Regions from separate parts of the Mus musculus genome. Here regions 2 and 3 are each linked to region 1. Evidence: chromatin loops called from intact Hi-C (ENCODE). Cell type or tissue: left cerebral cortex. All regions are shown on one strand. Each heading gives the region's core, and the rest is flanking DNA. Links, peaks and the distances in the headings are about the cores only.

Region 1 (9,947 bases), core at 3,804-6,303:
GTTAAATGTTGACACCAATTAGGATTTAAAAAGAGTCCCTACAACAAAATCAGAATAAATTCCACCTGGATTAAAATTGGCCTGTCCCCACAGAATAGCTAAGCAGGGCTCATAGGGGCTCACAGACACTAAAGTGACAGAGAGACTGCATGGGTCTGAGCTAGGCCTTCTATATGTTATGGTTGTGTAACTGAATGTTCTTACGGGACTTTTAGCAATGAGAGTGGGGAGTGTCACTGACTCTTTTGCCTGCTTTTGGGATCATTTTACTCCTAGTTGCCTTAACCAGTCTTAATATAAGGGGAGGGTCCTAGTCTTACTGCAACATGATATGCCATGTTCGGGTAATATCCCTGGGAGGCCTGATCTTTTCTTTTCCTTTCTTTCTTTCTTTCTTTCTTTCTTTCTTTCTTTCTTTCTTTCTTTCTTTCTTTTTTTTTTTTCGAGACAGGGTTTCTCTGTATTGCTCTGGCTGTCCTGGAACTCACTTTGTAGACCAGGCTGGCCTCGAACTTAGAAATCTGCCTGCCTCTGCCTCCCGAGTGCTAGGCGTGCGCCACCACGCCCGGCTGGCCTGATCTTTTCTGAAGAGAAATGGAGGAAGAGTTGATCTGGGGTCGAGGGGAGGTGGAGTAAGGGACTGGGAGGAGTGGAGGGAGGGGAGACCACAGTTGGGATAGAATGTATGAAAGAAGAAATTGAGCAGAGGTGTAGCAGTGGGGGATGGGGAACTGGGGATAGCTACCAGAAATTCCCAGATGCCAGGAAAGCAAGAGGCTCCCAGGACCCAACGAGGGTGACATTAGCTGAAATACCCAACAAAGTGGAGGAAGAACCTATCAAAACCATATCCAGAGCTTAGGCATGGCCCCCCAGTTGAGGGGTGGGGCCATCCACTCATCTCAAAAATTTTAACCCAGAATTGTTCCTGTTTAAAGGAAATGCAGGGACAAAATGTGGAGCAGAGACTGAAGAAAAGGCCATCCAGAGACTGTCCCACCTGGGGATCTATCCCATCTGCAGACACCAATCCCAGACACTATTGCTGATGCCAAGAAGCATTTGCTGACAGGAGACTAGTATGGCTGTCTCCTGAGAGGCTCTGCTAGAGCCTGGCCAATACAGATGTGGATGCTCACAGCCATCCATTGGACTGAGCACAGGGTCTGCAATGGAGGAGTTAGAAAAAGGACTGAAGGAGCTGAAGGGGTTTGAAACCCCATAGGAAGAACAACAATATCAACCAACCAGACCCCCGCAGAGCTCCCAGGGACTAAACCACCAACCAAAGAGTACACTTGGAGGGACTCATGGCTCCAGCCTCATATGCAGCAGAGGATGGCTTTATCTGGCATCAATGGGAGGGAAGGCCCTTGGCCTGGTGTAGGCTTGATGCCCCCTGTGTAGGGGAATAGGAGGGTGGTGAAGTGAGAGTGGGTGGGTGTGTGTGGGAGGACCCTCATAGAAGTGGGGGGAGGAGGGTGGGATAGTGGGTTTGTGCAGGGGAAACTGATACCGGGAAGGTGATTACATTAGAAATGTAAATAAATAAAATAACCAATAAAAATACATAAAAAATAAAAATAAAAATAAAGTTGGCCATTCATGTGAACATTATTAGAAAACACAAAAGTCACTACTATTATTGGTTATAGTTTTATTTGTACATAATTTATTTTTAGTAAATATATAAAACATGAGCACCAAATTCATGACAGTGTTCGCCTCTGCAGAAGAGGTGGTGTGGTAGTTGCAAATGAATTTATTAGCCATTAATACTGACCAATTGCAATATAAATCTGCATTTAAAGTAAACATGTCAAAGTATAGATATCTGCTAATTTGGAGGGGAGGTAAACAAATGTTTTCACATCTTTCATTTTTTTTAATTTTTTCCTCATTTTTCTAGTAAATAAAAGAATACAAAGATAATTATACTACCATTATAGCTGATGAATTTATTACATTTTCTGAACTGGGCTAATACATAATGACATACAGCACATAAAAATAATCAGCAAATTTTATAATATAAGCAGCTTTCAACTTCGTGTGTAATTGACAGAGAATATATATTCTGTAAATGACAGAAAAATATATATTCTGTAGTAACAAAAAGTCTGAAAAAGCCAATTGCCACTGAGAAAATATCAGGGAATGCATTAAAGATACCTAATAAAATTCATTCCCAGGATTTCAATGTTTTATAGCTTAGTCTCAGGTAACTTAAAAAAAAAAAAACTTCTAGTGCTATTTTACTCAGTCATTTTTTAAGCTAATAGAATTTTAATGACAAAGCTTCATAGAGACAGCTTATGAAAAAAAGACACAACCTGTTGTCTGTTAATTCAATTAAAAATACAAAGAGTAATCTAAAACTGTAATTTTACTTTGGAATGCAAATCAAGTATAAGTGCATTATTGGTAAATAAAATACGACAAAATAATAAATGGCTATTTTACCATAACCAAGTAGGATTTATTCCAGAAATAAAGGTTTGTTGTAATACTAAGTACCTAGCTTTCTAATAAATCATGCATCAACAAATTAAAAAAACTATATGTTTAATAATGGATATTGAAAAGACATTGATAAAATCAAGGAGACATTTCTAATAGTAATACTATATAAAAACAAGAACAGAAGGAATTTCTAAACATGAATAACTACTTACCAACAATCAACAACAAAGTCACACATGAAACAATAAAGTCATTCTCATAAAAATTAGAAATAGAAAAAGGCATGTCTGCCATCATCATCACATAACACTGCTCTGGAAAATCCAGCTAATGTTATACTAATAAGTATAAGCATTAGAAGAAATAAAATTATCTGTATTTACATACAAAATGATTGTATATATCAAGAAAATCCAAGTTTCTAATTTAACATCCAATGTAACATATAGGATTAAATAAACTCATTGGATAAAAGATAAAAATATAAAATCTGTAGATTTGCTTTATTGATAAAAATAAAAAGTTACTTATAAGATGGAAAAATATTCAACTTATTACAAAATTTGATAACTGCAAAAATAAATTCCATTTGATATGAATGACCTATATGAAAAAATGTTATGAAAACAAGATAAAAATATTTCAATGATCTACCAAATCTCTTGTGTGGTAAGAATATCACTATTAATTTTATTCTTGTATATAAGAATACAGAAAATTGATGCAATTCTGATAAGTATCAGACCCTTTCAAAATATCAATAAAATGCATTGTTTTTTTTTCTCTTGAAAGGATGAATGTTGAGGATAAATTATAATAAGAAAGAAAAACAACTATTGAAAGGGAATTTGTTATTCCAGTTTCTGAAACTCATGGTCTGGTATTATGTTTAAAATTAACTTTCACTCAGAAATTTGAAAAAGAGTGATTTTTTAAAAAGTAATTTCTACAGTAGAATATGTAATGCAAAATATTTAGAGTTGAGTCCCTATGTATTAGCATATGCAAAAATGAATTTCAGGTAGATAAAAATTTAAATATAATAAAGATTATAAAAGAAAAACCAAGTGAATATTGGTATGACCTAGGTTAGGGACACCTGTCTGAAGAAGATAGGAAACTAAAAATTTATAAAAGACATAAACATTTAAAAATTATAAAATTAAGTTTTTAAAATTGTAAAGTGAACAATAAAGATTAATAACAATATAAAGTTCATTAACACATGAAATAAAAAAGATTAAATGTACTTTCATTGTAGAAATTCCTATAACTTTACATGGAAAATATCAACTGAATATATATATGTATATATAGACAAGAAACAAAGAATAGGAATTAGCAAAACAAAAAAAGAGAAATATCCCAAGTAGAAAAAAATAAGTCTCATTGAGTCAGGTAAACATCAAATAATCAGGAACCCATGGAACGTTCTACCTGTCAGCGTTGCAAACATCAAAGACCAGTGGATGGCAACCTTGCAATAGTTCTTAAAACTAAATATACACCTACATAACACTTCTATAGAAATAAGAGCACCTTAATACAATAAAACATCATTATGAGTAAAAAAGGAAATAAATGCCCACCAATACCAGAATGGATACTTTTTGGCACATCTGTATGGACTGTGAACACTGGTGAGAGGAAGTATGAGAGTGACGGACAGAGACTGACTGTGCCATTTATCAAAAACCATATCATATGGAAGTCAGTTTTACAAAAGTTACATTGAAGTTTCTGCTTGAGAGCAGGGAAAACATCCCAAGAAAAATGCCAAATTCTCAAACTAAGGGGAAGAATTAGAAAGAGGGGGAAGGGAGCAGAAGCCACGTTGCACAGTTTATCTACTTTTGAGTTGTTTCGGTGAATCCAAACACTTCTCTTTTTTTCTTAGCAGCCAATTTAAAATTTCAATTATAAAACAAAGAACAAAAGTACCAACATATACTTGAGTCAGAACTGGAAAACAGTCAATATAAGATATGGAGGCACAATAAGATTTAGCCACTGTCCAGAACTTTTGACCTCAAAATTGACCTCAGAAAAACTTAATTTTGAGAACATAAAATATTTATCCTCTGATAGTTCCACACGTTTCGCAAAGAGGTCTATAAACTTACGGGGTTTTCACCAAGCCATAGACATAAATGTGAATATCATCATCAAACTTAATGAAGTAGACAGATGGCTTGGCTACCACCTGATGAATAAAGATCCCAGTTCTCTTGGACCCGTCGTCTTTGGCGTGTTCCACCTGCTTGCCCACAAGGCTGTCGAGCACCTCCCCAGGCTCCTGTTCAGCTGCAGGGAAGTAGTAGTTGGAATCTGGAATGATACGCAGGTCACCATCTTTGTAGTCGTCCAGCAGGGTGTACATATAGAGGACCGGATCTTTCTCGTAGGTGATGTAAAACCAAGTATCCATGATGGGGGCTCGCGCCAACACCATACCCTTCCACTCATCTTTCTTGCCATGCTCACCTTCGAACACATGTCCCACTGCCTTCCCAACCAGGGAATCGGCCAGGCGAGAGTCAATGCGAGGAGAAGGAACTCTCTCAGGAAGAATCTCCAGCGCTAAAACTCTCTTATCTCTGTGCAGTTCCAGTCCGTACACACTGTCTTTGCCATCATATTTGATGATATACAGAGTGGGCTTCACGGAGACCTGCTCGAGCACAGTACCTTTCCATTGCTCCACGGGCTCATTGCCTTCTTTCCAGCCGTGTTGAATGCGGCAGCCCACGATGTTCCTATGAGTGAGGAAAGTGGGCTTACGGCGCTGCTTCTTGTGAGTGTGCCTTTTCTTCATCAGGTACGCGGACACACCATCCACCCCAGTAGGAGGCACAGTCGGAGGAGACATGGCTCGAGGCTTCGGTGGCCAAAGTAAAGCTGCTCTTTGCTTAACAAGCTGACTAACAGTCAGCAGTGTCCAACGGCAGATATTTTTCGCGATCCGAGAGACTGTATCAGTCCTCTTTTCAGATTTTGTCAGAAAAGAGCTAACTGACTGGGAACTGAGACAGAGAGTGCCGCTCACTAGTGCTTTTTTCCTCCTTCAGGGAGGGGTGACTGCAATAGTGATGGCTCCAGAGAGATGGCGGGCTCCCGGGTTCGTTCTGTCCGCCCCTGGCGCCTTCCCGGACTCCCAAGCCCACGTCCCAGCCAGAATCCGCCACTTAGCTGTTGTCAACGCTGCTGCGGTCGCAGAACGGCAACAGAGAAGAAGTGGACTGTTAACCTGGACCGGAGATAACAGGGATGTTTCGCGGCCACGAAAGTGCAGGCAGTAGCACGTCTCCCAGCAGTTTGCGCTTTGCGCGGCCTGGTCTTGGCAGCGCTTGTCAGCTTGGCCAATCTGCGAAACCGGGATTTTTGTTGCTTAGGGAATCCTCCTCCTCTGAGCCCGCCCTCTCCTTTCCTCCACCCCTCCCGCTTCCGTCCTGCCTTCCGCTCCTGGGGCAGCCACACTGACACAGGCTCTCTCCTTTACTCCCGTGGCCCCCCAGCCGGTTCATTCCCACCAGAACCAGACAGTACAACACCCCTCCTCCCCTGCAGGCTGTCTGCTGCCCAACTGCATACTTCACTGAGGCTCCATCTGCTTTCTATCTTCCAGGAATTCCTCACAAGCAGAAAAAGAAAAGAAAAGTGAAAAAGAAAGAAAAAAAAATACGTGGGGTGGGAGAAATTGTATAAACAAATCTACAATTTCTTTCTTTTTTAAGAAATTTGAAGCGGGATTGGGGAAAAGTCGTGCACAGTCCACCATGTTAACTTAAACTCTCCTTTATATTTTCTACCTGATCATTCGTCCTAACGATTTTTAGTATGTTTTTCTAAGTGGAAGGAAAATATGCTGGTATTTGCTTTTCTAAAACTGAGTGAAATAAAAAGCAAAGCAAAACAAAACTAACTTTAGCCATACAAACCAGGCAAACATCAAAATGTTTATTAAGCTGATTTCTTATTAATATATCTTTCTATAACCTTATGCATTTGAGAGCAACTTTTATATTTCTATACCTTTTTTGCTTACTTTGTCACTTATATCACGAGTAGTTTCTGTCATGATTAAATATGCTGGAAACATGATTTGTTTTTCAGTTTTTTGAGACAGGGTTTCCCTGGGTAGCCCTGACTGTCCTGGAACTCACTCTACATACCAGGCTGGCCTCGAACTCAGAGATATGCCCCCCCCCCCTTCTCTGCCTCCCAAGTACTGGGATTAAAACCATGCGCCACCATGCCAGGCTGGAAACACAATTTTTAATGGTTCCATATGTGAACATAAAGAACACAGCTCTCATCTCAAAATAAAAGATGGTTTATTCTAGAATCAAATATAAGTGACCAAGACCAAGGTCCACAACTTTAGGTTACCCCAAGTTCTATGTTCCAATGTGGTAACAGTTTCATGGAATTTTGTTGGTGTTGTCGCTGCTGTTTATTATTAACCTGTGTGTGCATGAAGTGTCTATGTTGGAAGGGGGCAGAAGTGGAAAAGTGGAAATCAGAAGATAACATTGTGTAGTAACTTCTTTCCTTCCACATTTACTTGAATTCAATGGATTGAACCCAAGTCCACAGGTTTATGCCACAAGTTCCTTTGTAAGATAAGCCTCTTACCCAACTGGCCTCATGAAATTTTTATAGCAGCAAAACAAAGAGAACTATAAATCAGGAAACTTTTAAAAGGCATCAGGGGAAGCCTTGGGTAGGCGTGTTATAGCAAACCGGAGAAACTTCTGCAGTAGGCTTCAGATACTATCTGACAGCATTCCCTGCCTTTGGGCCAGTGAAAGCCGAGGATCTGTGCACACATTCCAAAAGAACTTACCTAATAGCCGGAAGAATGGTTAGGTCACTCACAGAGTTGAACAATACATGACCATTTTGGGTGGGGTGAGGGTGAAGATAGTTTAAGATAATGTGACTCTGGAACTGCGACAGCTGAACTCCTCCATTATACTCATAACTGAGTCAGTTAATCAACCATGTACAAAGTTCAACGTATGTGTGGCTTTTCCCCCAGAGAACTTCAGTTAACCCACACTGTTTGTTCTTAATATTCCTTCAATGGCTCCTCATTTATCCTAAATAGTCTAAGGCAGAAAAAGTAACTAATACAACTCTCCTTTTCATATATGAATTGATTAATTGAACTCGTCTTTATTTTTGTTTTCCTCCCTGAAATCCAAAAGTTGAAGTTGTGGTTCCATTCATTTTTTTTAAATATAGAATAATTGGATCATATTTCCCCAACCCAACATTATGCTCTCTCTAAAAAAAAACAAATCAAAACAAACAAACAAAAACAATAAGACAAAAAAAGCATACACAAAAACATGGAGTCTCTTTTATGTTGGCCTGTCTTGAAGTATGATTTATATACCCAGTGACACTCTATTGGAGAAAACTGATTTTCCATTTCTCAGCAGATACCAATTGCAAGTAACTCCTTGGTTAGGGATGGGATTTAATGTCCATCTCTCCTTCTAAATGCTGAGACTTTGCAAGGTCTGAACCTGAGCAGGTCTTGTTTGTGCTATCATAGTTCTGTGAGTCTATACATCTATCAGTCCTGTTGTACCTTAAAGACACAATCTCTTTGAAATCATCTACCATCTCTGGTTGCTACAGTCTTTCTTCCACATCTTCCTCATAGACCCCTGAGCCTTGAGGAGAGTGTTTGATAAAGGCATGCCACTTAGGACAGAGTACACTAAAATCTCTCATTTTCTGCACATTGTCCAGTTGTGGGTCTTTGTGTTAATTATCATGTATGGGTGCTGTGATGGTTTGTATACACTAGGTCCAGGGAGTAGCACTATTAGAATGTGTGGCCCTGTTGGAGTGGGTGTGGCCTTGTTGGAGTAGGTGTGTCACTGTGGGCATGGGCTTTAAGACCCTCAGATGAAGATGTAGAACTCTCAACTCTGCCTGTACCATGTCTGCTATGTTCTCACCTTGATGATAATGGACTGAACCTCTGAAGCTGTAAGCTCTTTATAAGTAAGTTCTTTATAAGAGTTGCCTTGGTCATGGTGTCTTCACAGCAGTAAAACCCTAACTAAGACAGAAGTTGGTACTGGGAAGTGTTTTCTGAGAGCACAAAGAAGCTGTGTTCCAGAGATAGTCAAGGTTGTACCTCCTGCTGCAGCTGTACTTGGTAATGTTTAATAGTCACCCAGGTGGTATGAAGGTCATGAAGAGCAGCTGAGTCTTGGCACAGTGATAGGCCATGAAAGGATATTGGCGAAGGTGCAGCCTCAGTTGTAGTTAACAGCTCAGGACTGAAGGCTCCATGTAAAGGAGTTGAGGCTTGGCACGAAGAGAGAGCCTATGAGAGGCTATTGGTGAAACCTAGATGCAGCGGAAGACCCCAGCATATTGGAGATGCCAGTACCGTGGGATGATCACCAAGAACAGAAGCATCAGTGGAGTGGATCAACCTGAGCTTAGAATGCTAAAGAGGGCAGAACCAGAGAAGTGATGTCAGCCCTTTGGAAGAGCCCAGAAGATCATGTGTAGATGCCAGACATTGAAACAAGAAGCTGTAACATTGAAGTTGCCTTGGAGACCCCAAGATATTCCAGATGTCAGAGCCGTGGGCTATATGCTGAGGAAAGCTGCTAACAGGGAGTGGAGCCCAGAAGGAAGTTGTTTGTTGCAGTCAACAAAGATGAAAAAGGAGTTGGAGATCTAAAGAGAGCTTTGACATCAGACATGGAGATGCAGAGATTGGAGTTTGCCCAGCTGGTTTCCTGTCTTGTCTTGGGGATTACAGTTAAGTGATTGGATGAATCTCAGAAGAGACTTGAACTTTGGACTTTTAACATTGTTGAAACTGTTATAGACTATGGGGACTTTTGAAGTTGGACTAAATGTATTTTACATTATGCTATGTTTAGGTATGGCCCCCATAGACTCATGTTTGAACAAACCTATAGGGGCCAGGGAGTAGAATGTGATGGTCTGTATATGCTCGGCCTTGAGAGTGGCACTATTAGAGGGTGTGGCCTTGTTGGAGTAGGTGTGTCACTGTGGGTGTGGGCTTTAAGACCCTCATTCTAGCTGCCTGGAAGTCAGTCTTCCACTAGTAGCCTTCAGATGAAGATGTAGAACTCTCAGCTCTGCCTTCACCATGCCTGCCTAGATGCTGCCATATTCCCGCCTTGATAATGGACTGAACCTCTGAACTTATAAACAGCCAGCCCCAAATATATGTTGTCCTTATAAGAGTTGCCTTGGTCTTGGTGTCTGTTCACAGCAGTAAAACCCTAAGACAGATGCATTGCTGTGTTCCTGCAGCAGAATAATAATATTGAGTTTTACCCTAGGGCTCATGATCTATTTAGTCTCAGGTTCTTGGCCACTTTAGCAGCATCAGTCATGGCTTTCATCTTATGAAGTGGACCTGAAATCCAATCACAAGGTGATTGGTTACTTCCATAACATTTGTACTGCTACTGCAC
Region 2 (9,947 bases), core at 2,719-5,218, 170 kb after region 1:
GGTGTGGTCTTATCCAATTTGAAGCCCTCTCGATTTATGGCCTAGTTACCTGGAAGGCCTGTTTCCAGAAACAATAGGTTTCCTGGTTGTGTGACACAACAGTTTCCTGTCTCATCATGGCCCAAAGCTACCTGGAAACTCAAAAGCCATCCTATAGTCTTTACAATAGACACCTATATAACTCAACAAATTTCACCTAAAAGTATATGTCCATTCTTAGGTGCTCACTAAAGATCCTAGCCCAGGGAATGGTGCCATTCACAGTGGGGAGGTCTTTTTCCCTCAATTTACTTAATCAAGATAATCTCCCACAGGTATGACCAAAGAGGCATCACTTCCAGGTGACTCTAGATTTCATGTTGCTAATTGAGATTAACCATCACAGACTCTTAACAATTTTCTCAAAGGCTCCAATATTCTTTAAAGCCTGGGGCATACACACACACACTAAAAGGTTTATATTTTTTTCGTTGATAAATTCCTACTTACTAAGCTATTGAGACCCTGTAACTCCACACCACACATGTCTTGGCAGTAAAAAAGTCAGTCAGATTCTACAGAGTGCTCTAGGACTTAAGAGGCCACAGTTCACAACCGTAATACTTTCTTGGGACAAATACCCTCCAGCACTTCCTTGTCCTCAGTGTTAGACTAAAAGAATGTTTTCTGTTTTATTCTTATCCACCCATACTCTTATTTCCTATTTGCTTTCCTATTTGAGTGGCAGAATCTTTCTACTCCAGGACTGTCTTACCTCAGAACTGTTAAGATAGCCCCTACTTCTTTGGACAGGCCCTAGCCAAAAGACTTGTCCTCTCTTAAATTTCCTCCTAGGAGTAACCTCCCTCAGTATGCAGATGATTTATTAATCAACCATGAAGACTAACCTACTTCAAGTCAAAATACAATCCTAACTTTTTCAAAGTCAGCCTTTTGTAGATATAAAAAGCCCCCAAAGACTCAACTGAAAAGAAATAGTGTATTAAATTATCAAAGAATAAATAAAAACATTAAAAGAAAGAAGGGTCTAGTTCCCAGAACTTTATTAGCCCAGAGTCCAAGGAGCTTTTCTAAATATCATAATGATAATGTTTTAGCTCTGGGGAATCCTGTCATCAAACAACAACTGAGGACCTTCTTGATCATGGCGAAGTCTTGTAGAACTGGCTTCCCCAGTTTGATTATAAAGCTTTATGAGGCCTAAAATGGATCAGAGGAAGAGTCAAAAGAGTGCATCCCTGAAATGGCAGGAACCCTAAATATCCTAAAGTATGCATGTATATTCTTGCTGGTTCTCCCTGATCTCACTAAACCCTTCTCTCCATATGTACATGAGTGAAAGAATCATTGGAAATATTAACATACAGACTTGGTCGCCCTCTCAGTGCCCAGCTGTTTGGCTCTCCATGATGTCCTTCACCCATACAAAGGACTAAAATACCTACTAGTTTCCTTGGATATCATCATTAGACAGAGGAATTCCCCACTAAAACAGAGAAGGCCTGGAAGGTAACCACTGACCTTGTAAAACAGTATTCCTCAGTTTGAGCTCCTCAGGGTCCTATAGTCTAATAATGGTCTGCCTTTCATTTCTAGTATACCTCAGGAAGTGACTGAAGCACTTAAAATTAAGCATTATGTAGTTTGGCACCATTAATCTTCTGGAAATGCAGAAAAGGCTAAGTTAACCCTTAGATCTCTCTAAGCTTGTACTCAACACTCAATTGTCTAGCCCAGTCTTCTCCCAAGTGCACTTTTGTGATTCCACATGGCTCCCAATTCTATAATTCACCTCAGCTCCTTAAAAGTCCTTTATGGTCTGCCCTTCCTTTTTAATATATTCACATACTCATTATCTATCTCAATATATTATCACTGAGGTAAGCAATTAGGGTTGTCACTGAGTACCATATAAGCACAGTGCAAGACTGAATCTACCTCTAAGAAATAATCTCTTCACATTAACCCTGGAGATTGAATCTACCCTAAAAACCCTCCCACAAAATAGAAAGCCATTCAAAGATATCTGGATTGGATCCTATCAAGTCCTAATGTCTCCAACTACGGTCAAGCTACAAGGCCTATCACTGTGCAATTACCTGAACATACTTAAAACTATCCCACCCAGAAGAAGCTCAAACACCCTATTTGTAGGAGGCTCTTGGAGATCTGTGTACTCTTCTGGAGAAACTAAGTAAAACCCTTCCACAGACATCCCTAGACCCCAGGAAGTAGTCAAGACTTTATCTGCTACCTTTCTGAGTTCTGAAACACTTTCATAAGCTCTCCCTTCTGTTTCCTTTGCCAACCTACAGGACCCTACTCTGTTCCTAGAGTTCAAGTTAGACCTGTTTCTACAGGAAGACCTGTTCAACTATTACTGGGTCATCACTTAGCTTTGAGTTATACTGAACTGGGGTGTATTCACTGTCATTTTACTCATATACCTCTGTCTTAAAGCCAACCCTTAACCCCAAAAGAATCTTGCATTTGCCTTTACTGAGTCTAAGCCACTCAAAATCTCACTTGGATGTGATTCCTTTGCCCAAATAGCCACCACTCTTCTGCTGTGATCTCTCATGACAATCCTCCCTTACATTTCCACATGTACTGGATTAATATCTCTTAGGAAGTCTCACAGGAAAGACTTGGACTCTCAGCTCCTATAGCACATCTCTTGGTTTTTTTGTTTAATTTTGTTTTGTTTGTTTTGGTTTTTTAGTTCTGTGATTGGTATTATCCAGATCACAGGCCATTAAGCTCCCAGAAATGGTAAATGGTACCATCCATACCAACACCTGTTTCCTACTGTCAAGGACTGATTGGCTCCCCAAGTGATGTTAGTTCTGCCTTCAAACTCCTACCAGTATTAACTCCTCCCTCTCCAGAAGTCTGCTCAAACATTTTATGCTGCATAGTTCTACCACTATAAGACAGATCAGCAATGCCAACCAGGTCACCATATGCTAATTCACTACTTCCCAGTTCTGAAACAGTTCCAGAAGGCAAGAAGTCTTCACTCTGTTGTCTATTATTTGGCTTTGCTGATATGTCAGTTCTGGGATTAGAGCAAAAAGGTCAAAAAAAAAAAAAAAGGAAGGAAGGAAAGAAAGAAAGAAAAGAAAAGAAGAGAAAAGAAAAGAAAAAGAAAAAAGAAACAAAATTTCCCACTCTCTAGCAGATAGGATCCTAACTGCTTCAAGCTTGAAGATAATAAACCAGTGATTTGTGATTTCTTAAGTAAATAGTTAGACCCTAACTTCTTCTAATGGCTCCTTGAGGAAACTCACTTTAAATGGCTAGTCTGAACCAGGACAAGTGATGTTACAAATATTGCTGCCTAAAATAGTGAGCTGACATCTTGAACTCTTTCCAGATAGAACCCACACAAATGGCCCAAGAGGCATGAATAAATAATTTCTCCCAACTGCTACAAAAGACCCCATTCATCAGCATCCATTCATAGTCATCCCCGCCCCCCCACCTCTTTACAATGTGCCTGCATGTTCTGTCCATAGCATGTAGTCTGTATTAAATCTTTTAGAACAGTTCTCATCTGGTATTTAATTATATCCTGACCCTGAATCTTAGGCTCATCATTTCCATTCTGACATTTGGGTCTGTTCTAGGTTAAGAAACGTAGCAAAGGAAAAGATTCAGCGTGCACACCATTTAAAAATTCATCATTTCTCCCACCAGAACCTTAACTGTCACAGTGCTTCCCAGTCTCCTCTCAGTTCAACATGGAGATCACCAAGTCCCTCCTGGAGAGCTACAACTCAAGACTGTCCAAACATCAGACTCAACAGTCAGGCTCAAGCTCAGGCTCTGCTGTCATCTTCCTTCTCTACCCCTTCTCCAAAGGCTGCTCACTACTCCATTTTGCATTGCTTATCTCAGTGAAGAATCTCATCCTCCACTTGGTTTCACAGGAAGACTTTTGTCACTGGAAGCAAAGAAGAACAAGATCATGCTCATTTTTTCACTATCATCTGTAGCATCAGGCTTTGGCTCAGAATCTAGTTCTAGGCAGTCTAGTGTCTTCTTCTAAACATGCAAGTGGACCCTAAGTGCCTTCATTTCTTTCATGTTTCTGCGTACATATCCCTTAACTAGAAAGGTTTTAACTAATATATCATACCATTCTTACCTCTGTTTTCTGTTTCTCTGTTTTCTTAGCTCTTAACATGTCTTGCCATATTAAATATTTTGTGTGACAGGTTTATTATTCCCCACCATTCCACTAGATTATGAGCTTCCTAAGAGTTAATTTGTAATTTGTTTTTGTTCACTTCTCCTTTTCCTCTGTAACACATCCATGCAAATTCATAGTAGACAGCCTAACATTTTTTAATTAAATCAATGTCTACAATAACACCTAAAAGGTAAGTGTACTGCTATTCACAGCTGAGAATAGTAAGGAAAGTATAAAAATCAGGCCCCTCAACCTTAGACTTATGACTCTAAGAAGAACATTCTTCCCATTCTAGACGTAATTCTTATTTCAGTGACAACTGTCATTTCAAGCAGAAATTATAAATAAGTATAGTGAACAATTTATCAACCAATGTGAACTCACAGTTAAACATCCTGCATCTATTAAGATGGTAATTTCCATAGAAATCTTAAATAATATTTTATGAGTTTACGTGGTAACATTTGAATTAATTTATAACTGTCAAATGTGCTAAAAAATTCAATGTGTAGTGTAAATGAAAGAGCTGTATTACAAAATGGTGACTATATCTAATTCCCTATTTCTCCCTCATAATCCTTATTAGTTAACATTTTTACTTAATTTTTTTCATACAATAACATTTTTATCATATTCTTGCCCCAACTCCTCAGATACTCCCCAACTCCCTACCCACCCAACTTCATGTTTCTCCCCCCAATAAAACCCACAAAAATGAATGTAAAAACAGTAAAAAACAAACAAACAAACAAACAAATAACAACAACAACAATAAAGCCTGCACAGGTTCAAACTAGACAAAATCCCAGCACTGAGATGGGGACTTGGACAGAGTCTCTGACTAAGAAGGTATCTGTGGTTGGGTTGACACCTGCTGGGAAAGAAAAACTCCATTTTTTTTTCAATAGAGAGTCGCTGGTTATATCAACCATTACTCTAGGGCAGGTTCCACGCCCAGGAGATGTTGGCTTACTAGTAAACTTATATCCAACATTTACTGTAAGGAATGTTGATGGGCATTAATAATCTAAATTTAAGGGAGAGAAATCTGAGACTCAACATATTCCCAACAAACAGTGAACACTGTGGCAAAGACAAGGTTTTCTGCCGCCCCCCCCCCCCGCCGCCCCCCCACTAAAAGTATGTTATCCCTGTAAATTCTAGCAAGTGGCTAGGGCAATGTTTTTTGGTTTGCTTGTTTGTTTTAATCACAGAACAGTCACTTGCATGGCTTCTCTTAAAACTGAGAAAAGTTCAAATTCTCCATTAATTTAATCTGTTTTCAACTCAGTCAAATTGACAAGTCAATATATTTGCACGAGGAGAGAACTCTCACCCAGACCCAGCTGCCACAAATGACTGAAGCTGGGATTTTTCGGGTAAACGTTACAGCATTTGTTCCTACTGAAGGTCTTTTCCCAATTCATTCTTTTCTGCCTTTCTTAGCCCCATCTGAAATGATGATTTATGGAATACTAAGGAAGGACAGTGAAGGAGAGCCAGGAGACTCAAATCTACCTACAAAGAGTTTGTGGCCTTGAGCAAATCTGTCCCATTCTCTGTGTCCTCTGGTGTGTTGGCTGGACTCCAAGCACTCTAATGTCTTTACCTGCTCTAACTTTTACTGGTTCCACAAACATTTGATTTAGCCTTGTGGGTCCTCGGGGTAAGAGAGAGTTCTGGGGAAAGGAACTAGGTAAGCCCTTGTATTTAACGATATAAACTAGATGCCTTTAAGAACTACAGAAATGGAGAGCCCGAGGAAGGGAAAAGGGGGGTTCCTCTGAATACATTCCTAATCTACACCAGATTCTCTTTCCTTTTAGAAGGGGAACAAAAGAGGAGCTAAATATCAATGTCTGCCCAATTGCTTCAGGCTCTTTTGCTTTTGCTGCAGATTGTGGGTGGCAGTGCAGAAGTATGTGCTGACACGGGCATCAGTGCCTGCTGACCCAACCCAAGTAACTGCCCTCCAGTACCCCTTGTCAGTACTGAATACAAAGTCATTGTGGCCTTCCACTCCCCAATACCCCTAACCAGGCTTGGACTGTCCCTGGCTGCTTCAGAGAAGCATGAAGATTCAGCCACCACTTCCTCTCTGCAAAGGGAAGTCATTTCAAGGTCTCCAGGTATAAAAGGGATCACTATGGCATAAAATGAATTGAAAATGATACTAAACACACACTCACACGGACAAAGAAAAGCACACACTCCTTTTGCATTGATGGGAGTCTGCTAGTTGAATTCCCTTTTAGAGAATGAGGGTTTCTGTAGCCATCTCTCCTTGACAAAGCCCTAAATGTGGACAGGGTGAGAGCATCCTAGGCAAGGAAAGCTCTGCAGGGCTTTCCCAGATTGCTTCCACCTGGGTGGCTCTGGTCCCTGGAGCTGGCTAGGGGTGTCAGGTACGCACAACCTACTTAAGGAGGCCATGCAGCTCTCCTATAAGGCTCTTTACCATCCTGGTCTTTGTGGCTGTTTCCCCTCAACCCCTTGCCAGCTTGCTTGCATCCTGGGAGCTTTACTGCTTACAGAAGAGCCCCTATGTCAAACCCTTGCCTTGCTGACATTCCAGGTAACACCTGGGATGTTCCTGGACACTTCATCTAGCCCCCAGCTTGAGCATACCCCAGTCTCGGAGGGTGGCAGAGATGCCCGGGGGGGGGGGGATGGGAGGGGTCTTTACTGGTCTGGCAAGCAAGCAAAGACTCCTAAAATGGCTACAGGAAGCTCACTGGTGTCTGAAGGACAGTGGTGAGGGCGGTGGGCAGAGGTATGGGGGCTCCTGGTATGGAGGTTAATTCGAGGGATTGGAGGTTGGGTTGAAGAATTAGGGCTCATGCAGGGAAAACTAGAGCTACGTGCACTCACCATTCCCGTTCCGCCTCTAATCCACTGCATGGTGTCCACGAAGTCCAGCTTCTGTGAGGCCGGGTGGCTGGTGCGGGTTGTCGCGGGCTGACTGGGAGGGAGGGCTGGGCTGGAGGAAGCGAGAGTCCCAGCGCCCACTCCGCCTCCCCTCCTCCACAGCGCTACAGCCGAATCCCCTCAGCCTGACCTAGCCTTCAGTTTGGTTGTTTCTTGCCGGCGTGCGGGCTATGCTTCTCCACCCTGCAGCTTCCCAGGGGGCTTGACAGGAAGGAAACACGCAACTGGGGGAGGGGGTCCCAGGGAGCTGCCTTTGTCTTCCTCCAAGGCGTGCAAATTGAGGGGTTGGATGCAGGCGAGAATATAGGGGAAATAACCTCTGCCAAGGGTAAGGCAGCTGCCACCCCTGCCTGCCCTCCTGCTGCTCTGGATTTCTATGCCATTTATGGTGGGGCTTCCCAATTATGTTGACTCAGCGGAAAGTCTCCAAAAGTTGCAAAAGGTGTTGGGACAGTCTCTTAATATTAAGATCCTAGCCCACTGAAACAATGCCAGTGAATTCCCATACCTCGCTCCCCAAATCCTCCCTCTGTATATTTTCCTGGTGCCCTCTCTCTAGTGTCTAATCTTTTGCGCTTTCATCTGCATTACTTTCACTTCTCAGAATAACCATGGAAAAGCAGCCACTATTATCCTCATTGTACAGAAAAATAAAAGGAGTTTTGAAATAAGGAAAGAGCCTGTATAAACTAAAGCTCCGACTTTCTCCTCTGCAGCAGCTTTCCAAACTCTTTCTGCTGCTCACTGCTCTCTCTCTCTCTCTCTCTCTCTCTCTCTCTCTCTCTCTCTCTCTCTCTCTCTCTGTCTCTCTCTCTCTGTCTCTTTCTCTCTCATTCTCTCTACACCCCCCCCCCACTTCCCATTCCAGTTGTTTTTCCTTTATCTTCAGTAATATGGAAGTTAGTCTAAATGTTGGATGGATTTTCCACTTGCTTATTTGGCGGAGAATAAGAGAAAAAAATGTTTATCAACAGAAACTGACCATTTTTCATGGTGCCACTTCTGGGCAATGAAACCCAGGCCTGCCCTTCAGCATCTGCTAAGAGTTGAGGTTGTCAGCTCCAATCACACCCATTATTATTCTGTATGAACTTTCCAATAACTCTCTGAGCCAAACACAATGGGGCTTTAATTGAAACCCCCTCTGTTACATGCATGAACACTGAAGAAAGTCTCACACAAACACACAAATAAGACTCCAGGGCCCCCGACTTGTCAGATAAAGTGGGCAGTACTAGAATTGCAAAAACAGGTTACAGCTGCAGAAAGAAAGAATTTAAAGTGTGCTATCAGAAAGAAGTTCCTGGAGGTTTGTGCCACGAGTGTGTTATACACATAGACTTTTTTTTTCTACTTCTTCTTAGTAAACCATTCATTTTATCCAAGTCAATATTTGGGCCAGACACAGTTGGCCTAAGCCTAAAGCTTTGATGTGATCCCAGGCATTGGAGGCATACAAATAGAAGTTCAATTGTCCTTTGCCTGGGACTCCTGAATGAAATGGGGGCTTGGCCTGGATAAAGACCAACTTCCTCCTAAGTCTGGCAGTCCACTCATCAGTGATTCCACAATGTCCTCACGTTCTCACCCCTGGGTTTTCATTTGTGCTAAGTGTCTTGGATAGGCCTTCCCTGCCAGTTAGCTTGTCTGCCAGCTCATTGAAATTATCATGATTCTGTCAAAGCCGCAAATGACTATGCTACCTGTAGGAAGCTGACCAGGAATACCACCAGACCTAAGTCCCGTTTCACCCCCACTTAACATTGTCATTTGAAAGGGATCATCTTTATTTCTTGGTTGTTACAGGTAAAACTGCACTTCTGACAAAATTTTAGGTTGAAGTCCACAACCCCTTTAATATTGCAAACTGCCACTGTATTTAGATGTAGGCACTTTAAAGGCATAAATAGGTTAAAATGAAACAGAGTGGGCCTTTGTCCAATATATCTAATGACCCAATGAGAAGAGGAACTTTGCACAGCGATAGGTAGAGAGCAAAGACCATGTGGAAACTGGTCTATAAGCCCAGGGGCGGGGGAGGGGGTGATGCTTCAGAAGAAATCAAAGCTAACTTGGCACTCAAACATCTGGCTTCTAAAATTATGAGAAAATTCAGTTCTGATAAGCAACTCAAGCTATGAGTCTTTGGTTATGGCAGCCTTAGCAAGTAAATGTGTTGGACATATGTATATGTTTTTCTATATCCAGTCATTTAAATAGAATTATAGGGGGGGTTTCTGTTGGTATATGTGTGTGTGTGTGTCTGTGGGTTTTTTTTACTTGTTTTTGAAGACAGTAACAATAAGTTCACCTTGGCATTTTCTACCCTGGCACATAAGATATGCAACTTAATTTTTAATTTTTATTTTATTGTTATTATGAGTGTGTGTGTGTGTGATATGTATATGAGTGCAGATACATGCATGCCACAGCACACTGTGGAGGCTGGAGACAACTTCCAGCAGTAAGCTTCTTTCTTTACCATGTTTTCCAGGAATCACCCTCAGATTGTTAGGCTTGCACACTGAAGTATCTCACTAGCCCAAAGCTTGATTTTTTTTCATGTATGTATTAATTCAATAATATTGTTGAGCATTGTAAAAAACATGTGAAGCATTATAAAAGAAAACTATGACAATATTCCACATAGAGCTTAAAATCTACTTGAAATAGAGAAGATGTCAACAATAAGTAAGTAAACAAAGATGTGCATTGTGACATGTGCACTGAAGGACATAATCCTATTTATGTGATGTAACGCTGGAATACTAGAAAGTGTCTATATCAAGAAATTGGAAAGTACCCTGGTCTTTGAAAGAAGCAC
Region 3 (9,947 bases), core at 2,912-5,411, 330 kb after region 1:
CTTACTTACGATTTTTTTATTAATTCTTTAGAGGAATTAAGAACTTCTTTTGTCTCCCTCCAAGCCTTTCAGCTTGCTTTTATTAGACAAAGGCATGTACATATAATTTCACTAGAATAGTAACTGGTCATTGCCTTTCTGACAGAAGCAAGTTATTCCCAGCTTTCTATGTCTAAGTCCAACAATTACCCTCTATACTCTTCCCTACCCCACATCCTTTTCTGTCTTGTTAACTTAGATGTGAATTGTCTTTTGTTTTGCTAAACTTTTTCTTTAATAGTTGAAGAAAGAAAACTTAGAGTATCTCCAGATAGAGGATCCTATCAGAAGTAATGGTTAAATTCATTGTTGACTTGGCTATTGATTTGTGTGTGTGTGTGTGTGCGTGTGTGTGTGTGTGTGTGTGTGTGTGTGTGTGTGTGTATGAAAGAGGGAGAGAGAGAGAGAAAGAGAGACAGAATTTGTAGAGAGACTTAACTAAAGGAAAGACCCATGCTGAAGCTGAATAAGGCAACCCCATCAGACAGGCTAGGAATGCAAATACAATAAAGGAGGAAAAGAAAAATCCAGCTAAATGGGAACATTGCCCTTTCACTGATTCCTGAACTGCTATGATGTAGCCTATTTTCCTTTACAATCTCTCCTAGGTTTGAATAAACCCTCTCCCCTGACCTCCAAAATACTATGAACAAAATAAATAATTCCTCTCTTAAGTTATTTGCCAGGATTTTGGACATAGTAACAACAACAACAACAACAACAACAACAACAATAACAACGTAACTAATTTGCTTACTTTTGCCCTGAGAAGAAAAATTGTGACATTAGATAAGTATGGCAATAGAGAATAGACATAACACATTAAAATTTCCCAAGAAAATGAGAGAGTATAAAAGGGTATCAAGATTGGACCACCTTTTGCCTCTCCACAATAAAGAGCCAATAAACAAAATTCCAAATCTAATTTAGTAAAGTTCAGGAAGTGACTGCAGGTTCTTAAGTGGAAAAGGGGACCCTATATAGGCAGAGGAACATAAACTAGGGGAGCTTAGGGCATTCCAGCACCATCTCCACAGAACCAACATGGGAACTGTAATACTCAGCCAGGACTTTTCCAGCATTTCAAGTACAGGAACTATTTGAGAATACAGGGAAAGGGGTGGTAAACCTTAAGTTTAGACCAACTTCTGCTACTAATTCACTGAGAAAGTATTTTCTCTAGATTCTATTTTTTTTCATTGTATAATGAGGGGAGCAAATAAGAGCAAATTTACCTTTAGCAGTGCTGTCAACACTGTCCTTGCATCTAGAAATGGTACTAGTTTCTATTGTCCCATGGTTTTCCATATCATACTGTGAAACCACCCATTTATCTTTACTGGTATTGTTTATCATCCATACTAGTTATTATAAATATATCTGTTTTCCCTGTATATCATGTCTCAGCTGTGCCCCCCCCCCTTTCTCCTCAGAAGCTTTTGGCCACCAACCTAAGAGTACAAAGTGAGAAGTGGAGAACAGAGTTCAGATGGACTGTGAGTATGGTGGAATGAACCCCCGGAGACTGCTGCAGTGAAACAAGACTATTTTATTGTTTCAGGGATACAATATATAAGAGCCTTATTAGGAGTATAGGTGGAAAGGGATAATTGGTCATAGCATCAAGTGAGCAAGAGGGGCTGATTGGCTATAATACAGTAGTACCTAGTTATCATGTAGGCAGGAAGCCAGAGCAGTATTTGTGTGCTGACATATACAGCCTTGTAGAGGCCTCTGTACAAGGTCACTTTTCAGACAAGGCCAGCCAACTATGTTTATGAACACTCTCCAGACAAAGACACTCTCCAGACAGAGACAGAGACAGGTGTGGTGGTTTGAATATGCATAACCCAGGGAGTGGCACTTTTGGGAAGTGTGGTCTTGTTGGAGGAGGTCTGTCACTGTGAGGGTGAGCTTTGAAACCCTCCTCCCAAGCACATGGGAGCCAATCTTCTCCGAGCTGCCTTTGGAACAAGAGGTAGAAGTTTCAGCTCCTCCAGGGTCACTGTGGCTGCTGAAAGCTGCAGTTCCTGCCTTGATGATAATGGACTGAACCTCTGAACCTGTAAGCCAGCCCCAATTAAGTGTTCTCCTTTATAAGAGTTGCCTTGTTCATGGTGTCTCTTCATGGCAATGAAAACCTTAAGACAACAAGGAAGCCCTGCTAAGGGGAGTACCCCATTTTGTGCTGAGCTCAGAAAGCCATCTAGTCATGGGGAACTGCTACCTTAATAACAAGGTTCCCTAACACTTGGCCACAACTTCCACCCCATATTTACTGAGCATCACTCACACTACCATTAATATTACTTTCATTAAAGTGATATATTTTTTCCTTTACAAAAATTTAATTATATACCTACCTATAAAATATAAACCCTTAAATTGGCAGTCTTGTATAAGCTTCCCAAAATTAAAATAAATCTTGCTGAATTTTAAAGATCTTATTAACCAACCACGGCTTCAATTAATTTTACATGTTTACTCATTTAATCATAATTAAAATTAAATAACATAAAACAAAACAGTCCCCAGAAATTAGATTTGGGGTTTTGTTGTTTTTTTCAAAAAAATTGTTTATTTTATGAATATGTGTGTGCCTGCATGAGTTTATGTGCACCGTGTAAGAATGAATTCTTAACTGTTGAACCATTTCTCCAGACTCCAGAATTGATTTTTCATAATGAATGTTTTCAAAATTTTAGATGGAAATGATAAATGTTCTGAAATATCTACAGGAAGTTCTATAAATGAATGCATTAATTTTCTGTAGCAACATACATAAATATTCACATTAAATGGAATATAGACTCTTATAGTATCATGCCACTTCAGATATTAAGACCAAATTAAATTGGGGTTTTTCAAAGCATTGTGGATTTTTAGAGCTGTGAACAGATATTTCAGACTTTCTCCCATTTTACAAATGAAAAAAATTGAGGCATGGAAATGCTCAAGAAATTATTCAAAGCTTTATTTCTAAGAGGTTAGAGTGTTAAAAGTGAATCCAGGTAGCCTGGCTGAACTGGAACTCTTAATTTTGCCAGAGGATTCCCCACTTCCATTATCTAAGTTGTTCAACATTCTCAAACCTTTACTTTGTGTCTCTACTGTCTTTTTTAGGGTTTTTACCTTCCTCCACAAGATTTACCTATAGTCTACTCCTTCAAAAGTACATTTACAATTCTGGTCCCCATGTCAATATTAAAAGAGCCAGGAGGCCCACACAGTGTTTTGCTTCTACTTTTTCTCAAGTGACAAAAGGCTTGTATTTAACTCCTCCATTGCATTTTATCCCAGCATCCTTGTAAAGGCTGTATTTATTTTGTACTTAGGTGGCTTGGTCCCAAATAAGTATATGCTTGGGATGAATTTGGGCATCTTCTGAGTAGAAGAAAGAGTTCACTCCATGAATAAGAATACCTAGCCTGAGCATTTTAAGAAAAAAAAAGGGGGGGGGGTAATTGGAAGTAAAGATGCATTGGCTTATGAATAGATATGACAAAATTATCATAATGAAGGAGTAAGGTTTGCATATTTTTTAAATACAGTATAGAAAAAGATGAAGAGTGTCTTACAATGGGGGTAGGGAGGAGGCACATCAAAGTGACTTTATTCTTTTGGGGGGAAGGCTTGTGAGAAAAGAAAAGCTCAATGGGCTCAATAGATCTTGGGCGACTGAAAAATAAAATGACTATTAGGTAGGCAAGGATAAGGAAGGAACTCTTTGAATAATCTACTTAAAGTCCGAGGAATGGATTGGAGCAGTTTCCTATCACATAGCCTTTAACTGCAATAGTTTCAAAATAGCCCAGCAGTGCTATCCAATGGATAACTGTGGAACTGCAGGCCACAGAATCTAAAGTTCCACTTGACACTAGAAACTATTAAGCTTCCATGTAAAACCTCACACTGACCCTAAGAAAGGCAGTTTAATATTTCTTCCTGACATACTTTTCCTCAACCTTTCACTACAGCCAACCCCTCAGATATTCCTTCATCGGTTTTCAGGCTTCTTTAAAGCTCTTATCCAGGTTATTCATTCTTCTTAACTCCTCAATCCAAACTCTGCCTGTTCTTCTCTAAGTGTTTTTGTTTAGTTGGGTTGGGATTTTATTTTTTGATATATAATTCTCACATATTCTAGAATATCCTTGAGCTAAGTATGTACTTCAGTGTAGACCTAAACTCTTTATATCCTTGTATCTACCTCCCAGGGTCTAAACTCACAGGAATACACCACCATACCCGGCTTTTGAGTGTTTCTTAATGATGAAAGCACTGAACGAGAAGACAGGAAACCTAGATTGTATACTACTCTGTCTTGGTGATTTATTTACTTTATGATCTTGGGTTAGTCACTTCCCCTTGAGGCATATTACGTTTTAGGCTTCCAATAGAGATAGAGTGAAAATATCACAAAAGGTCATATGTGAGAGTTCTTTATAAATAATAAAACAATTCTACATAAATACAGGATACCTGAATGACACCACTTTCATAAAATGTCTCCTTGAATTACCTTAGACTAGAAAATCCTAACTACTCCACAAATTCTTTTGGCACAAATTTTGGTGTCATTTATTTGGTGTTTACACATACACATAGGTCTGAGTTAATTTAATTCTAGAGGAACTAAATGCTTTTTGGAACCTATGGACATATGTGGGTTGATATTTCTCCTCTGACACCGATGGCTCAATAGTTTTAAGAAGTTCATTTACTTTTAAATAAAGTCATATCATTAGTAAAAAACTAAATAATCATAAATACCTCACAGAGATGTTACAAAGAGATAAATACTTACTTAAATAATCTACTTAAGTGCCTTGTTATCATGAAAGAAGTCAAAGTAGTGGTTAGGACAGAGTTGATTTCTATAAACCTTCAGTGATACAACAAAGGCAAGTGACGCAATCTCAGTTCCTGAACTGATGAGTTCTAAGATGTGAGGAATAATTCAGACTCCAGTTTTGACCCAAGAGACCAGGGAACCCACAGAGCACTGCCTTTTAAAGCCATGTTACTCAACACGCCTGGATCAATGATTAACTAGGAGAGCCACAACTTGTTAATGTAAAGACAATAACAGCCCACAACACAAATCCCAACCCTAAAGGAACTCTATATACCGTGACCTATCTGCCCAAGGCTTAGGGATCATTTCAGAAGACCGGCAAAATAGTATAAGAGCTTGAGAGTCTAAATGACAAGAAAACAGCATCTTCTGGAGCCATTCACAACACTTAGCTTGTGGAAAGGATAAACAGTTTTCTCTGAGAGTGTAGCCACTTGTAAGTCAGCCACTTCTAGAGAAGACCATACATGGAAGAATATTTGGGTACCACAAATTGGTCTTGAAGGATTTTTGAAAATAAGGACTGGTAAGTTTGGGGAGAATTGGCTGGATGAATATGATCAAAACACATAGTTCAAACTCTCAAAGAAATAATAAAAATTTAAAAAATACTACCAAAATCTATGGTCTAAGGTAAAAGGGAAATCATTTTATGGGAGTAAAGTTTTCACTTTGAATGATATAATAGTTCTAAGAATGTTTAGTGACATGTTTACAACATTATAAATATATATAAATGCAAGTAAACTATAAACTTAAAATGGCTACATTGGAAAGTGTTATGCTATGTAAAATTTTACTCCCATAAAATTTTTATCAAAATTGTATTAAATTAAACTTATGTCTAAATGTATTAGGGCTTCTATGAATATGACAAAACACTGTGGCCAAAAATCAACTTGGAGAAGAAAGAGCTTATTTCATCTTATACTTAGAGGTGACAGTTCACATCTGGGGAAATTAGGGCAAGAACTCAAGGCAGAAACCTCAAGGCAGAAGCAAATGGAGAGGCCTTGGAGGAATGATGCTTACTAGCTTGCTCCTAGCTTGCTCATTCTGCTTTCTTATAGCATCAGGACCACCAGTTCAGAGGTGGCACCACCCACAATAATCTAGGCATTTTCATGCCCATCACCAGAGACTTTCCAACAAGCTAATCTAGTGGTAGAACTAAGGTTCTCTCTCTCAAAATGACTTTAGCATGTATCAAGTTGACACAAAAACTAGCCTGCACAGAGTAGCAAATAAAGGGCTTCTATGAGTTGGATCAGTTATTAATGCCAAAACTCTGACATGTCCTTACTGATATATATATATATATATATATATATATATATATATATATATATATATATAATTTCCTGAATTTGTAAGAGATCTAAGATTTAGCCTACAAAACCAGACATTCTATATTTTGTTTTAGAAGTGAACATCAATAGAGGGTTTTTATATGGTTTTTCTGTGTGATGATACTAATTGTTACCAGCTCTTTTATATGTATATATCTCCTTTTACTATATACATCTTCTAAAAGTTAAGACATAGTTGACATTCATTAATGTGTGTTAACATGGTGTCCTGTGTCCAGCCTGCCCCAGGGCAGAAGCTGAAAACAACCTAGATGTCCCATGACAGAAGAATGGATACAGAAAAATGTGGTTCATTTATACAATGGAGTACTAGTCAGCTATTAAGAATGAGGACATCCTGAATTTTGTAGGCAAATGGATGGAACTAGAAAATCTTGAATGAGCTAACTCATACCCAAAAGGACATGTATGGTATATACTCACTAATAAGTGGATATTAGCAAAAAAAAAAAAAAAAAAAAAAGAATGGCACAGAATACTCAAAATCAAGTCCACAGAACTCAAAAAGTTCATCAAGTTGAAGTGCCCAAATGAGGATGCCTCAATCCCACTTGGGAGAGAGAAGAAAGCATTCACAAGTGGGGAGAGAGGGAAGGACCTGGGAGGAAAAGAGGATGGGGTATCTGGGGGTCTTGGGGGGGAGAGGGAAATCTTATGTGGTATTGAGTGAGGGAAAAGGACTGAGGCCCTGAGGGCCAGCAGAAAAAATGCAAACAGGTAACCTCAGCAAATAGGAGGTTTAGGGGATCCCCCCACCCCCCAATGCACCAGAGACCTGGGAGGTGAGAGATTCCCAGGACTCAAAGGGAGGGACCTTAGATGAAATGCCAGACAGTAGGGAGAGGGAACTTATAGAGCCCACCTCCAGCAGGAAGACAGGACATCAAGAGAAGGAAGGTGTTGCCACAGTCACATCTCTGATCCATAATTATTCTTGTCCGAAAGAATTACATGGATGGAAATGGAGAGGAGCCTGAGGAAAAGAAGGTCCAGCATCAGGCCCAAAGTGGGATCCAGCTCAAGGGGAGGTCTCAAGGCCTGACACTATTACTGAGGCTATGGAGCGCTCACAAGAAGGGACCTAGCATGACTGCCCTCCAAAAGACCCAACAAGCAGCTGAAAGAGTCAGATGCAGATATTTGCACCCAACCAATGGACGGAAGCAGCTGATCCCTGTAGTTGAATTAGTGAAGGCTGAAAGAAGCTGAGGAGAAGGGTGATCTTGCAGGAGGACCAGTGTCTGGGAGGAGCCTACTGTCTGTGAGAGTGGCAAGTGGCCTTCCTTCCCTTGAAGGAATACCTGCTGGGTCTCCTGGGTTTAAACCTAGTTCGACCAGAAAACAGGCTGCCTTACACGGTCCCATGCATTAATTTTTAAAGATGTACTAAAATTTAAAATTACTTGTTATAAAATCTAAAAGATAGCTTTTTAATCAAAAGGTTAAATAAGATAGAATGCCATTAAAAAATGAAAAAGCCACATGACAGAAAAGTACATTTCTCTGTCAGAAGCAGCTTTTTAAATAAAAATATACAAGTAAGATTGTACAGACTGAACAAGTTATAGTTATGAATACACTTGTATATATTCATATATGCATTCAATAACAATTAATAAAAATTTAACCCATAAATTTTAAAGCAATCAAGGGGATATATGGGAGGGCTTGGAGGGAGAAAAGGGAAATAATGTTATAATCTCAAAATAAAAAATAAAATAAATTAAAGAGTAAAAGAAAAATATATGTTTACTTTTCACTTCTTTCTAGAAACAGCACTGCTCTGTATTAGTCAATCACATCAAAATGTGAGGCCAAGTATTGACCCCTCTGCTTTCATTCACAAATAACCCCTTTACTTTAGGAATAAAAGTCCAGCCCAGCCTCAGTTGGCTGTGCTTGTTTACTTGATTTCTTAAGACTGTGCATTCTTTTCCAGAAGTAAAACATATTGTCTTGCAGAGAAACTTAGATTATGTCTTTGTCTTAAGATCCCATAATTGATGATAGTCTGTTAATATTATACAGATGTACTACTGCTTTTAGCAAAGGAACTTTAACACTATGTTTGAGATTCTAGGATGTTACCCATAAGTCAAGCAAAATGGACTTCAGGTATGCCTAACCTATTATTAATCCCTTCTTTATATCTTAATTCCTCAAAACTGGGCCTAAAGTGTTTATAATCTTCCAGTTTCAGCTTCCCAAGTATTGGGATTACAGACAACTGCCACCATGCAAAGTGAGACTTTATTTTAATTCTGACACTCCATTCTCATCTAGGAAGATATCACTGAATAAATATCTGGCAATTTGTTCTCTACTTTTCCCATCACTGGAAATCAGATTTGTACTAGTTGGTCTAATGTTGGGGGATAAATAACAGATGTCAAGGGGTTAATGACAATAAACAGACTCAATTTTAAGCAATTCAGATGTATAGAAGATTGGAAAACTGTCTATACTGAATTCAGGAGACATAATTCAGATACATCCAGGAGTCAAACCACACTAATAAATATGTTTATAGTATTTACTAAATTCCAATGAATTTAGTGCCTCATGAATACTAACAAATTTAAACTTTAAATTACAAATTTAAATTTTAAATTACAACAAGCTCCTCTGGCTCTTAAAGTTTACACATAGGTGGTATTCTGGTGGGCCTATCTTATGTGACTTGAGCCTTCCCCTGCAGCTTCAGTACCTTTTCTTGGTTCTGGTGTTGTGACATTTTGATATTTTGGTGTGGAAATATGGTTTCACCTTTGTTGGGTAGGTTTTCTATCCTTTGGTTGCTGTTGCCCCAATATGGGTGCTAGCTAAGTGTGATGGCTGTGGAGTGTATCTGTTAGAGAATGATTCCAAATCAAAATCACTCAATAAAACCAGTATTATCAAGAGCTGATAAAGATACAGGGGGAAAATGAAAACTATAGAAAAATATACAGGAAAATCTCCTATTAAACAATTGAACATGGAACTCAATAACGTTTTAAAACTGTCTTTCATCATATGTAAATTGGCTTACTTCCAAAGATACAAAATGGTTCATCATGAAATAATTACTATAATATATTGCAATGCAACACATAAACCAAGGGTAAAATATCACATGATAATATCATCAGGTCCAGAAAATGCTTTCATAACATTCAACATCCTTTCATGACACAAATCTTGAATAAAGTAGAAAGAAAAATATGACTTCAATAATAAGGTTATTTATGATAAACCCATGGTTATTATCATATTAAATGTGATTAAAAAAAAAACCAGAAAACTACAAGGATAGCTCTAGTTAAGACTCCTAGTAGTGGGGGATACAGAGCCTGAAACAGCCATCTTATGTAACCAGGCAAGGCTTTCAGTGGAGAGATTGGGACACCAACCCAACCATAAAACCTTCTAACTACAATTTTTCCTGCCTACAAGATGTGCTGGGGGTAAATGTGGTGCAGAAATTGTGAGAGTGGGCAACAAATGAGTGGTCCGACTTGAGACCCATGCCACAAGAGGAAGCTCATGCCCAACACTGCCTGAAGAGCCAGGAACCAGAAGCTAGAGAGCCCAGATACCTAGGCTAGAACTAAACATTGTTGTATGCTGGCCCGCGCCTGCATGAACCGGGTACACCTGGGAGGCAGGCTGGGGCTGAAAGAGACTTAGACTGCGAGAGA

What was found. Hi-C counts contacts between places; a loop is a spot of excess contacts. Peaks named below come from ENCODE experiments on the same cell type or tissue, not always from the same donor. Only the 100,000 strongest peaks of a DNase experiment are listed, where the experiment ranks them.
Region 2: a loop joins it to region 1, with 2.9 times the contacts of the local background. A loop is called at or near these places in 2 of 42 quality-filtered maps.
Region 3: a loop joins it to region 1, with 4 times the contacts of the local background. A loop is called at or near these places in 4 of 42 quality-filtered maps.

The regions. Positions count from the first base shown.
Region 1 is chrX:95,020,863-95,030,809 of GRCm38, forward strand. Spin4 (spindlin family, member 4) reads right to left here and starts at 5,820. Exons shown (of 1, transcript NM_178753.4): 1 at 1,645-5,820. The coding sequence starts at 5,332. The coding sequence ends at 4,583. In left cerebral cortex, for the core only: no CTCF peak of the experiment used is centred there; DNase peaks (open chromatin) are centred at 4,864, 5,315, 5,594 and 5,808; H3K4me3 peaks cover 1,633 bases; H3K27ac peaks cover 868 bases.
Region 2 is chrX:95,189,344-95,199,290 of GRCm38, forward strand. It overlaps a transcript of Arhgef9 not described here. Among named protein-coding and RNA genes, the nearest start is that of Arhgef9, 28 kb to the left of the region's middle. In left cerebral cortex, for the core only: no CTCF peak of the experiment used is centred there; a DNase peak (open chromatin) is centred at 3,929.
Region 3 is chrX:95,355,388-95,365,334 of GRCm38, forward strand. No RefSeq gene overlaps it. Among named protein-coding and RNA genes, the nearest start is that of Amer1, 84 kb to the right of the region's middle. In left cerebral cortex, for the core only: a CTCF peak has its summit at 3,864; a DNase peak (open chromatin) is centred at 3,862.